2 separate regions of the Homo sapiens genome follow, and region 1 is linked to region 2. A link is a loop called in an ENCODE intact Hi-C map of the cell type or tissue named here. Cell type or tissue: chondrocyte. All regions are shown on one strand. Links, peaks and the distances in the headings refer to the core of each region. The heading gives the core; the rest is flanking DNA.

Region 1 (5,962 bases), core at 675-5,674, 65 kb before region 2:
GCATAAAAATCATGAAATAGTTACTGTGTTTCAAAAATATAGCAATACAATATAATTTGGCTAATAAGAAATAAGTATAAAATTAGCTATCTGGGAAATATACCTACCCAAAATGATCCATTGTCCAAGTTTTCAGTGTGGAAGGCTGAATAATGGCCACCCCAAAGATGCCCATGTCCTATTCCCTGGAGACTGTGAATATTATCATTTATGGGTAAAAAGATCTTTGCAGACATGATTACATTTAGAATCTTAAAATTGGGAGATTATCCTGGAATATCTGGGTGGACCTTAGGATAGGCATTCACTGCAATTCAAGTAAATCATCCATACCTTTATGCTAAAACAAATATAGACATAGGCAAATACATAGATATGAATATGCCACAAACATGACAATTCACTACTGATTAGAGACTAAGTTTGTGTTGTTGAGTTCGCTGGGTTATTTTGGATTTTACAAGTCACAGTTTATTATATGCCTTCCATGTGCATTTATACTCATTTGTAATCAAACAAACATTTTATCTGGATTAAAGGGAGTTATTTTTTAAGGATTTAAAAGTCATTTATATTATTATTCAAAAGTTGGTAAATTGGTAAAAAAAAAATCACTATGGGAAAGTTGAAGTTTGTAGGGAGGGGATGAAAAGTACCTTTTTATAAGAAGTAAACTGAAATGGTTTAAACCAGGAAGAAATTTATCATTTTTCAAAAAAATTAATCTGGAGATGAGACATTACAGGGTTTTAAAATTCAGTGTCAAAACTATGTCACTAAGTGACCATATTATTTAACTCTTTCCTTTCTGCTATTCTCAGTTGGCTTTGATCTCAAGTTTGATCGTATGACTACAAGGTGATTATCACAGTTATAGATATCACTATTTCACATGGACCTATAATAATCAGAAGAAGGCAGTTTCTCATGTCTTACTCTGTTTTGCTTTTTAATTGAAAGGAAAACCTTTCCCATGTTTCCTAAAAACACAAATTTGTTTTTAAACTTAAAAGTATATCGGTAATTTTATATAATGGTGAATATTTGGTAGCTCTTAACTATGTACACTGCATAAACACATTTTGTCTATGCGTTTACATTTGATCATAAGGCAACACTAGTCTACTGGAAGTAACTAGCAGCGGAGGAGAGGAGAAGATGGTAGAATAGAAGAACAAGGCAATAACCCTAGGAATACAGAGGGAACAGAAAAAAATTTGTACTGCCTTGTGAAAAGTTTTCTCTGTCCTGGCCTTCAAACTACATTCTATGCCTAAAATATTCCTTATATTTTAATTTGCTAAAATTTAAATTGGCTATTATCCAATAAAGCACTTTAGAATCCCATTTCCCACAAAAGATAATCCTATTCCAAAAGAAAAGTAAGAATTAATTTCTAATAAATCTTTGCCTAAATAGTCTCTTCCGCCTTCCTCTTTGCAAATCATCTACAAAATGCATTCAAATTTTGGTTTATAATGAAAAAGAAAATTTTTAAAAACTTATTTATTTGGTTTGAGCTTTCTGTTTGGTGTCTGGCACAGAGACTACTACAATAGTTTTCTACCTGCTTTTATTATTTCCATTATTACAATACCCAATTCACCCTGCATATATATACTTAATTTATCTTTGTAAAAGATCATTATTTTTGTGCTGCTACTACTCAGATAGCTCCTAACTCTTAGTCTTTCTCCTGAAATCTGATTCTTCTTTCAATATTAGGTATCTCAAGAAATAGAACTCAAATGTAATACCTTGTCAGAAATTTGAGTCCTTTTCAAACCCCTCCATAAAACCTACCCAGTGTCCCTCCATGCCCAAGTCCCGATAACTCTATCTCCTAAGTATCTCTTCAATGTCACTTCACTTCGAATTCACTGTTCCTATGCTAATCCATCCTGCCATTTTCCCTGCTTCAGATTCTGTGATGCCAGCTGACTGTCCCACCTCATCTACTTGTACTCTTAAATCTACTCTTTTCATACAGCCAGAAGAATGTTTTCAGAAGTACCCATTTAATCGTATGCTATTTTCTTTGTCACTCCTCATACTCCATGTATTAGCCAATTCTCATGCTGCTATGAAAAAATACCCGAGACTGGGTAATTTATAAAGAAAAGATGTTTAATTGACTCTGAGTTCTGCATGGCTGGGGAGCTTCAGGAAACTTACAATCATGACAGAAGGCACCTCTTCACAGGGTGGCAGGAGAGAGAATGAGTGCAAGCAGGGGAAATGCCATCTGCTTGTAAAACCATCCGATATCATATCATGAGACTCACTCATTATCACAAGAACAGCATGGGATAAACTGCCCCCATGATTCAATTACCTCTACCTGGTCCCACCCTTGACATGTGGGAGTTATTACGATTCAAGGTTATATTTGGATGGGGACGCAGAGCCAAAACATATCACGCCATCTGCTTCCCCCATTGCTTAAAACTCTTCAAATGTTTCTGATAATTCTTGGGATAAACACCAAATTCCTGAACTTGCCTACCAGGCACTAGCTGTAAGGCCTATACCATTTTTTTCCAAACTCAACTTGATTCATTTCTCACTCTCATCTATCTTCTTAAACCACATTGGCCTTCTTTTGGGACCTTAGTCCCTAAACAGAGCAACTCTCCTTAGTTCTTTCAGATAAATGTTGGTTATCCTTCAGATAGCAGGTCAAAGTGTTAATTCTTTAAGGATGCTTTTTTTAAACCTTCTTATATAAGTTAAATTTCTATTATGTGCTCTCACATTACTATATACCTCTCTTCTTTATTTGTCATAGTCACAATTTTAAATTTTAAATTTATTTATGTGATTTCTTTATCCAGATTGTTAGTTTCATCAAGGGAGTAATTACATCTCCTTTCGTGGTCTATATTAGATACACATTTTGGGATGAATGAGGAGAATTATGTCTTTGTTCTAGATTGAATAAATTTTAATCATGTTTGCCAACCTTTTAGGGTCGCCCACAATTTACTGCTCTTACCTTTATAATCCTAAATCTCATAATGTATAAAGTAATATTTGAGAGAGAGAGGAAGCTCAGCAGAGGAGTTTTTGTTTGCCCCGAAATTTCAAAATACAGCTCTTCCAGGCTGAAGAGAAAACATGAATATAAGCATATAAAAAGATAGTGTTGGAGAACTTATAATTCTGAGATTACCCTATGTTCTTGAGTAGTTTACAAATAATTTTGGAAGAAAAGGAGCACAGAATCAGAGTTTGCAATGCACAGCAACTATAATAGTATTATGGACCCAAAGTGCCCTGAATGATATTAAAATGAAAATGTTCTTTGATCATCCTCAATAAAATTTCATTGGGTTTTATTGGAAAATAATATGTTTCAGTTGGCAATATCAAGTATTAATATTTCTGCAACCAATTAAGATACTTATAAGTTCTTGCATCCACATATGCTTAGATTTATCATATTGAGATTGTCTTCACGCTAAGTTGGGGAGGGTTGGGGGTAGAGAAGATCCTTGTTATTCCATGAGACAGAGCATGCAATAGAGACAGTCTGAGGAAAGACAGAAGACAAAAACAGTATTTTGTACCTCACATTATAAAACTTCAAATCATTTAAGGCATCTGATATTGGGAAAGTCAGAGCTAGAACAAATTTCAGGGAGCATCAATATCAGAATGAAAATGTGAGTAAGAGAAAATCTTAGACTGAGAGACATCAGTGGGTATTCTTCCTAATTTCATATGAAAGCAATGCAATGTGACTACGTAAGAGATCAAATGATAAATTTATATTTTGTATTATCATGGCCCCAGGTTAACTCAACTAACTGACCACACTCTTTTAACTTGAAGAACACTATGCTAAGTGAAATAAGCCCAGAACAGAAAGTTAAACACTGCATGTTCTCATTTATTTGTGGGAGCTTAGAAAAAGTAGATTTTATCAAAGTAAATAGTAGAACAGAGGATATTAGAGGGTAGGAAGGGAAGGAAAAAAAGGTAGGATGGGAGGAGATTTGTTAAAATTTACAGCAAGATAGGAGGAGTAAGTTATAGTGTTCTTTAGAACTGTAGGATGACTATAGTTAACAATAATATACTATATAGTTTCAGATAGCTAGAAGAAAGACATTGGATGTTCTCAACACAAAGAAGTAATAAAGATTTGAGATGATAGATATGCTAATTACCCTGATCTGATCACTATACATTATATGTACTGCAACATCACTGTGTATCCCATAAATATGCATAGTTATTGTGTGTCAATTAACAATTATTTTTTAAAAAATTGCTAAAGTAGCATCACATTGCTCCTACCGGGCTTAAGATCTGACATTTATTTTCATTCTGGAGTTTGTTTTCTGGTCAACTTAGGAAGATGCTATCCTTAAAGTCAGAAAGAATAAAAGGGGGCTCACATTTCAAAGTTGAGCAGTTATTTCTTTGGGAACGTTCTTTCTTCTCAAAGCAAAAGTTTGGATCATGATGAATTTAAAACACAGGATTGTTTGTAGAAACCAGGTATGCTCAATAAAATAAGGAACAAATTGGGAGGGCTAAACTTTTTATACAATTATAGATTACAACTCTATATCTAACATTACAGCAACATGGCAATATATATGGTAATTGCTACCTGTTCTTAAGCTGAGATGTTCAAAACGGCTGCATTATTGTTATCTATTAATAAAATGGTGGGGCACTGTCAAAAGAAAGCTTACATTTGGTGGAGTAGATCTCAGGAGAGAGTACCTGGAATATTCTGCTGATTGGTAGATAGGATCAATGTGGGTCCTATCATGACAGAGAGTGAAAATCACACGTGAAGGAGTTTAGCCACTCTGTTCTTGCAAGAGGGACTGCCTATGTTTCCCTTGCTTGTCTTTAGTACACAACTAGTAGAGGAACCCAAATTAAATTCTAGCTAGCATATGATTGGAGGTGACAAGAGGAAGTGTTGCTTTTAGCACTGCAAGCTACTATCTGATACAAATTTTCTCTTACTCCCTCTTGATGGTGGAAAGATTCCTAGCAAAGAGGAACATAAGTATTAGGCCACATTCAACCATTTTAGGTAGGTTAAAATGATCAAGATAAGCAACATGTTTTTACTCTTAGCTTTACAATTTTGATGTAGCCTTGAATTCTTTTTTATTTAATTTTGAAAGGGCATGTAATAGGTACTTTGAAACTAGGGCTCAGCATAATGTTCTCAAACAGAATCAATGTGTGCAAAATTCTATAAGGGATCCATCCAAAAATACAAATGAAACTGGCAAGTTTAAGGAACTACATTTGCTTTGAAAAATAAAACACTAGAGAAATTGACTATAAAAGATGCTAGCATATAGTTAAAATATGGCACAAATGATGTTCTCTACTGGAAAACCATGCAATTTAGTAGCATATGCATTATACCACACGCAGCAAAACTGTGGAAAGTTGTTGCACTTTCTCCAGAAATTGCAGCATGTTTTACAAAGATTTCTCTATAGAAATGCAGTTTATATCAATTTCCTTATTCAATAACTGTCTTACCATGTGTCTACTATGTACATGACCATGTGCAATGGTTGGGTGGAGATTTATTTAAAGAGGAATGAAGACAAAGTGCTGAGAGCCTAGTGAAACAGAAGGCCCAGTAAATAAATAAGCTCAAGAGGTCTTCTTAAGTGCTATAAGAAAGACCTGAGGAGAGATCTGAAGAAGCACAAGGAGAGGGCTTTCCTGTAGCTTTGGAGGAAAAACTTGACCCAGGAAAGTAATGGAGCTGGATATTGGGTGACAGGTGAAAGTTTACTAAAAAGAGAAGAGGACTGACATATCCAGTGAGGGTGGAGCCTAATAACATCTTCAATACTTCAGAAATGTGAAAATGTATAAAAAGTTGACTAGCGCAGAGGCAGTATTATTTAGTGTTATATGAGAGAATTAACTGTGAGGGCTGGATTCTCTCACAGAAAGTTTATGGGGGCTG
Region 2 (5,962 bases), core at 343-5,342:
AGAGAGAGATAGGAGTTAGAACTAATGAAAACAGTTTGAGAGAAACAGAAACAAGTAGAGAATGACTGCTGGTTTTGTGGCTGGTGTAACTGGATAGATGGTGGTAGTAACATATACTGAGGCAGGGAAACCAGAGGATAACTATCATTTCAGGTGAATCTTAAGTTTGGTTTTGGGCACACTGAGTTTCCTTATTTTTATTTTTTATTTTTTGAGACAGAATCTTGCTCTGGAGTCTCGCTCTGTTGCCCATGCTGGAGTGCAATGGCTCAATCTTGGCTCACTACAACCTCCGCCTCCCGGGTTCAAGTGATTCTCCTGCCTCAGCCTCCCTAGTAGCTGGGATTACAGGCATGTGCTACCATGCCCAGCTAATTTTTGTATTTTTAGTAGATACTGGGTTTCACCATATTGACCAGGCTGGTCTTGAATTCCTGACCTCAAGTTATTCACCCACCTTGACCTCCCAAAGCGCTGGGATTACAGGCATGAGCCACCGCACCCAGCCGAGAGCACACTGAGTTTCAATTGTGATTGCAATGCCCAAAGAGAGATGCCAGGTAGGCACCTGAATATTTATGAGCCTAGGTATTGAAGAATAGGTAGGGTTTAGAGATATAAATCTCATATATCATTGTGATGCAGATTGTAATTGATTTTGATGGCATAGCTGAGAATGTGTAGTAGGGTGAGACAGGAATAGGCCTGAAAGGGAGACAGTTTATTTTGAACACTATCCAAACCTTAAACTGTAATGGAGAAGCTGGCGAGGTAGGAGGAAACAAGAAAAGATGTAATCACAACAGCCAAGGGAACAGAGTTCCTCAAAAAAATTTAATGTCAAATTCTGCTAAAGGAGCAGGAGAAGTAAAAATCACTTACTAGCTTTGAATGCAAATCTTGGCTCTACTTTCGTATACTACACTGCAGCTGGGCAAGTTATTTAAAATCCCACTATCCATATAGTCTAGAGAACGTTACTGACTTCACAGGTCTAATTTAAATAAGACGGTGTTTGCCTAGTGCTTAGCTTACACATGTTCAATTATGGACTTTTCAGCAAGGGCAGAGGAGGACTCTGGTTGGGTTTACAGTATCTTTATAACTTCCTTGACATTCACTGTAATCAAGAAAAAATGAGTTTCTGATTCCTAACTTAAAATAAAGGTGGCAAATCTAGGTAGCATAAAGTTATTCCTAAAGCAATTCAAGTAGCTAAAGACTCAGAGAGCTGTGGTTATTACCTAATCTAATTACTACCTTCATTGAGCATCATCAGGGAATGATGGGTCTACACTAGGGCATTTTCCAGACGCTATCATCTTCTATGTTCCTTAATTTATTGGGTCTGTTTATTGAGTGTTTCCTCTCATCTTCTCTCCCTGGTAGCCCATGGTGATTTCAAGTTGTGGTCAGGATGCTTGTGACTAACAATTATTCCCTTCTGCCCCAAACAATGGCTAATTGGTTGTTTTAATCTGTTATGGGGCCACTGCCTTTTCTTTTTCTTATGATACAGCTTAAGTTTGGGGTTACAGGTAGCTTCTTTATGCAAACTTTTAATACAGCTATATATTAAATATATTTAGTGGAAGCCAGGCAAATCTGCTAATTGCCACTTCTGGTTGATGTTAAGAATGTTCACCTGTACCTTCAAAATAATAGCTTACATTAGCCAGTCTGTGCACCTTTAGTGTGCATAAGAATCATTTGGGGAGCTTAATGAGCACTGTAATCTCAGCCTTTGCTGTCAGTTTCTGATTCAGTATGTCTTGTTTGGCACTCAGTTATCTTAGTTATTAAGAAGCCACCAACATAATTCTAACAATATGGAGCACTTAGTGCAAGAGGTGTAGTGACTTAAATTATGAAGTAACTGGGTATACAGGATATGAATCCTAGCTTTGTCACTTTTTAGCTGTGAAACCTTAGGAAATGTACTTAATCTTAAGTTTCCATATGTATAAAATAAGACTCAAAATAGTAGCTACATCTTAGTTTTATTGTGAGGGCTAGATGTGTTAATCATATAAAGTACTTAGAACAGTATCTGGCACATGCTAAGTACTTGTCTTAGGTTGAGTTACTTAGAAGGTAAAGCCTAGGAATCTGGCTGTATTTGCTTATTTGAGAGATGATCTTAGAAAACCAAAGAAAAGAATGAAGGAGAGAGGGAAGGGAGTAAAGCCAGTAGAGAATGAATTAATAAAATGTTTGCTACTATGAGCAACTGATAATACCAGGTGGCCTTCTAAGAGGTACTTCAGAATTGTCCCACCAGTGCAGGGGTCCCCCACCTCCAGGCCGTGGACTGATACTTGTCCAAGTCTTGTTAGGAATCGGGCTGGGCTTCACAGCAGGAGGTGAGCAGCCGCCAGGCCAGTGAAGCTTCATCTGGATTCACAGTCGCTCTCCGTCACTCCCATTGCTACCTGAGCTCCACCTCCTGTCAGATCAGCGGCGTCATTAGATTCTATAGGAGCTCGAACTCTATTATTAACTGCACATGCCAGGGACCTCAGTTGTGAGCTCCTTATGAGAATCTAATGCCTGATGATCTGTCACTATCTCCCATCACCCCCAGATGGGACTGTCTAGTTGCAGGAGAACAAACTCAGGGCTCCCACTGATTCTAAATTATTGTGAGTTGTAGAATTATTTCATTGTATGTTATCATGTAGTAATAATAGAAGTAAAGTACATAATAAATGTAATGCACTTGAATCATCCCGAAACCATCTCCCGCTGACCTCATCCATGGAAAAATTGTCTTCCACAAAACCAGTCTTTGGTGCCAAAAAGGTTGGGGACCATAGCACCAGAGAAAGTGGAGGCTGGGGATTTCATCCAGTACGTTATGTTTCTCATTGGTTGAAAGTTTTCCCAGGGAGGTAACTTTCCCTCACATCTGGGCTGTACCTCTAAACGGCTGATCTGTCTTCCTTGGCTCTAGGGAAAGCCTTGTGGTGCAAAGCAAAAACATCATGGCAACTTGATAGGGGTCCTGGCAGTGCGTACAGAACTGTCAATCGAAAGCTGAGCTAAAATCAGGGTGCCGGAAGTATGTAAAGGGATTCATCCTAGCCATCTGCTACAATTGGTAAATCCAAATGACACAGTATGTGCTCAATAAACGTTAGTCATTAATATCAGGTTTTAGGCATTGCTCCAGGTTCTTTACATGCTTATTTCATTAACTTTCATGAAAACCCTTTGAAGTATTACTATGCCCATTTTACAGAAATTGATAACTGAAGAGATTAATTAAAATTAAGATACACAGTATCATACCAAGAGGCAGTCATATTTTAAAACTAAGTGTTCTTTTGCTATAGCTATCTTTACCTCAATGGAGATAAATCTGAGTGGTGGTAAGAAAGAAGACATATATCCCCAGAGTTTAAGTTTTTGAGTTTAAATACTTTATAGGAACACTGGCAGGTTTGTGTACTTTCATATACTAAGAATTAAAAAAAATTCCATATTTATTTATTAAAAATTATAAGAAATGCCAATTTAGATTTCTACTCTTTAGAGTTAACCCAGTTTTTTGTGGATTAGGCTATGTGTAGCTGACCTAAGCCTTTTTTAAAAATATCCTTTCTATTGCCATCTCACCATCAAATAGTTCCTCTATCTAAGATTGGTGGTGAAATTCAGGTCTAGGCGAGTTTTTTAACTTATGAATAGCTACTATCTCAGTTTGATGGGAAAAATACTTGAAGATTCTATGGGATGAGTTGTTTAATTAAATAATCTTTGAATCATAACATTTCAGAATAAATATTGCCTTAAACATCATCTAATTGACTTAGTTCCTAATGGGTAAGTTGTTTATTGTCAAAATGTTTAAGAACACAGCTAAAGTGCACAATAAAATTATTTTTGAAGCTAATAAAAACCAGAAGAGAAGAGAAATAAGCAGTCATTAGCATCTAATGATTTTTGGGGGGCAAATTTTGGTAAAAAAAATTTTTATGTTCATTTTGCAAAGAAGAAAATTGATACAATAAAAGAAATCCTATTATAAGCTTGACTTATATTACTGACTAATCATCTTGAATTAAAAACAGTTGAAAATTTCAGCTTGTTGTTTAATTCATATTGTGAAATGAGAGAAGTCGTTATATTTCTTATAAGACCCTTCCATATTCCAGCACAGAGTTGAAATAATACCTTAAAAGGAACACTTTTCTTAAAAGACTATTTTGCTAAGATTGAAATGTGAAATCGCTGATATGCTGAGGAGTGATTTTGAAGTGGGACCCGGTGCTGTGTCTGCACTTGGGCTGAGCCGACCAGCTGTGCTAGTTGTTCTGTTGGAAGGAATACCTGCTGAGAGTGTAGCTGGCATGCATTCCTTAATTTCCTGAATTATCATATCTTTATAATCAGTTTCTGAGCCATGACACCATTATAAAGACTGAAATACTAGGTTCCAGGAGAGTTTCTAGGAGATATACTTTGAAGTGGAATATTTAATTTAGCCTTTATCATTCAATGTGTGGTGTTCACATATATGTGTCTGTGTGTGTATGAATTTATACATATATGTACATACACTAGATTTTTGTTTGCCTTACCTAAGCCATGAGCCACTTATGTTAATTTATCATAATGAGTTTTCAGACCCCCAGAAGGTCTTCAAGTAGTTAAGTAAGAAATATTATCTCACTTAAGAAGGCTGAATCAGACAAAATATATTTGGATTGTGCATACACTCAGAGAAAAATAAAATTACATCTTACAGACACTGCAGGGTCCAAAATAATGGATACACTTTTAATTGAAAATGACAATGATATTATTTTCATAGTTTAATGATTAACAACTCTTTGCATGGGAGTGGATAGATGAAGTCAATTGGCTCATGTTTTATAATCATGCTTTTATGAGGCTCCAGTATTCCTTGTTTATACATTCAATATTCTTTAGCCATTAGCTGTTATTTTGTCCCATGCAGTTTAGCATTTCATAGAGACATTATGGACTTTTGCAATCAGTGAAAACTGGTGAAATTTTGAATTCAGAGAACAACAGTATTATTAGAAATGCTCTTTCATATTTTATAGAACATTTTGATAGGGTTAAACAAAATAATCTGCCATCCTTGCTCCATACTTTTTAATTGCAATTATTGATTAGACTAAGCTTTATTGTCTAAAACTCAAAGGTTTCAAGTATGGGTGAGACAGAGGATAGCGTGATAATATAAACAGAGACAAGGCATCCAGAAGAGGACCCTGTGTTTAGGGAAAACTATACACTTAGATGAGGAGCATGTTGGGTCTGAAGTGGTGAAGAGACATTCATGTAAAAGAATCAGCAGGTCACTTTTACATGCTTTACTGAGTCAAATGCTAAGATTCCCTTAAGAGAATTAACAATGGTTACTTCCTTCTTAGGAATTCATAAAAAAGCTTGCATTAATTTGGTGATAAGAATCCAACTGAGCAAGGGTAAGTAGCAAAATAAAAGGTCTCAAATATTTGTGCATCTAGTTTGGAGTGGACATAAGACATAGCTTGGACTAAGCATGAAGGTGGCAGGATTAAGTTTTCTGGCCCATAATTGCCATCTATATTCTGGTGACTCACATACCTATGTTTCCAGACCAGATTTCTATCTAAAGCCTAGTGGACAAGTTTACTTAAATGCTCATAGAGCATTTATGCTAAGTAATTGTATTTATGAAAATACATTTTTTTCATGTATCCAAAATCTGCTCCTTTTTTATTCTCTGTCAGTGAAAATCACCTCAAGCCTATAAAATTAACATCCTAAAGAGGGTATATTTTAAATTTACAGAATGTTCTTTTTAAAAATAGGATATGAATGGCATATGCCTTTATCTCTCTCCTTTTGGCTTAAGTTGAAAGTAGTCCCCAAACATGACTACAATTTATAATTTGTCTTTTTTTTAACCACTCATGGTTATTATGACCTGTGTTCTTGGATTTAG

The links. Peaks named below come from ENCODE experiments on the same cell type or tissue, not always from the same donor. Only the 100,000 strongest peaks of a DNase experiment are listed, where the experiment ranks them.
Region 1: a loop joins it to region 2, with 2.0 times the contacts of the local background. A loop is called at or near these places in 1 of 110 quality-filtered maps.

What each region holds. Positions count from the first base shown.
Region 1 is chr5:52,471,939-52,477,900 of GRCh38, reverse strand. No RefSeq gene overlaps it. Among named protein-coding and RNA genes, the nearest start is that of ITGA1, 310 kb to the left of the region's middle. In chondrocyte, for the core only: no CTCF peak of the experiment used is centred there; no DNase peak of the experiment used is centred there.
Region 2 is chr5:52,406,449-52,412,410 of GRCh38, reverse strand. No RefSeq gene overlaps it. Among named protein-coding and RNA genes, the nearest start is that of ITGA1, 380 kb to the left of the region's middle. In chondrocyte, for the core only: no CTCF peak of the experiment used is centred there; a DNase peak (open chromatin) is centred at 2,351.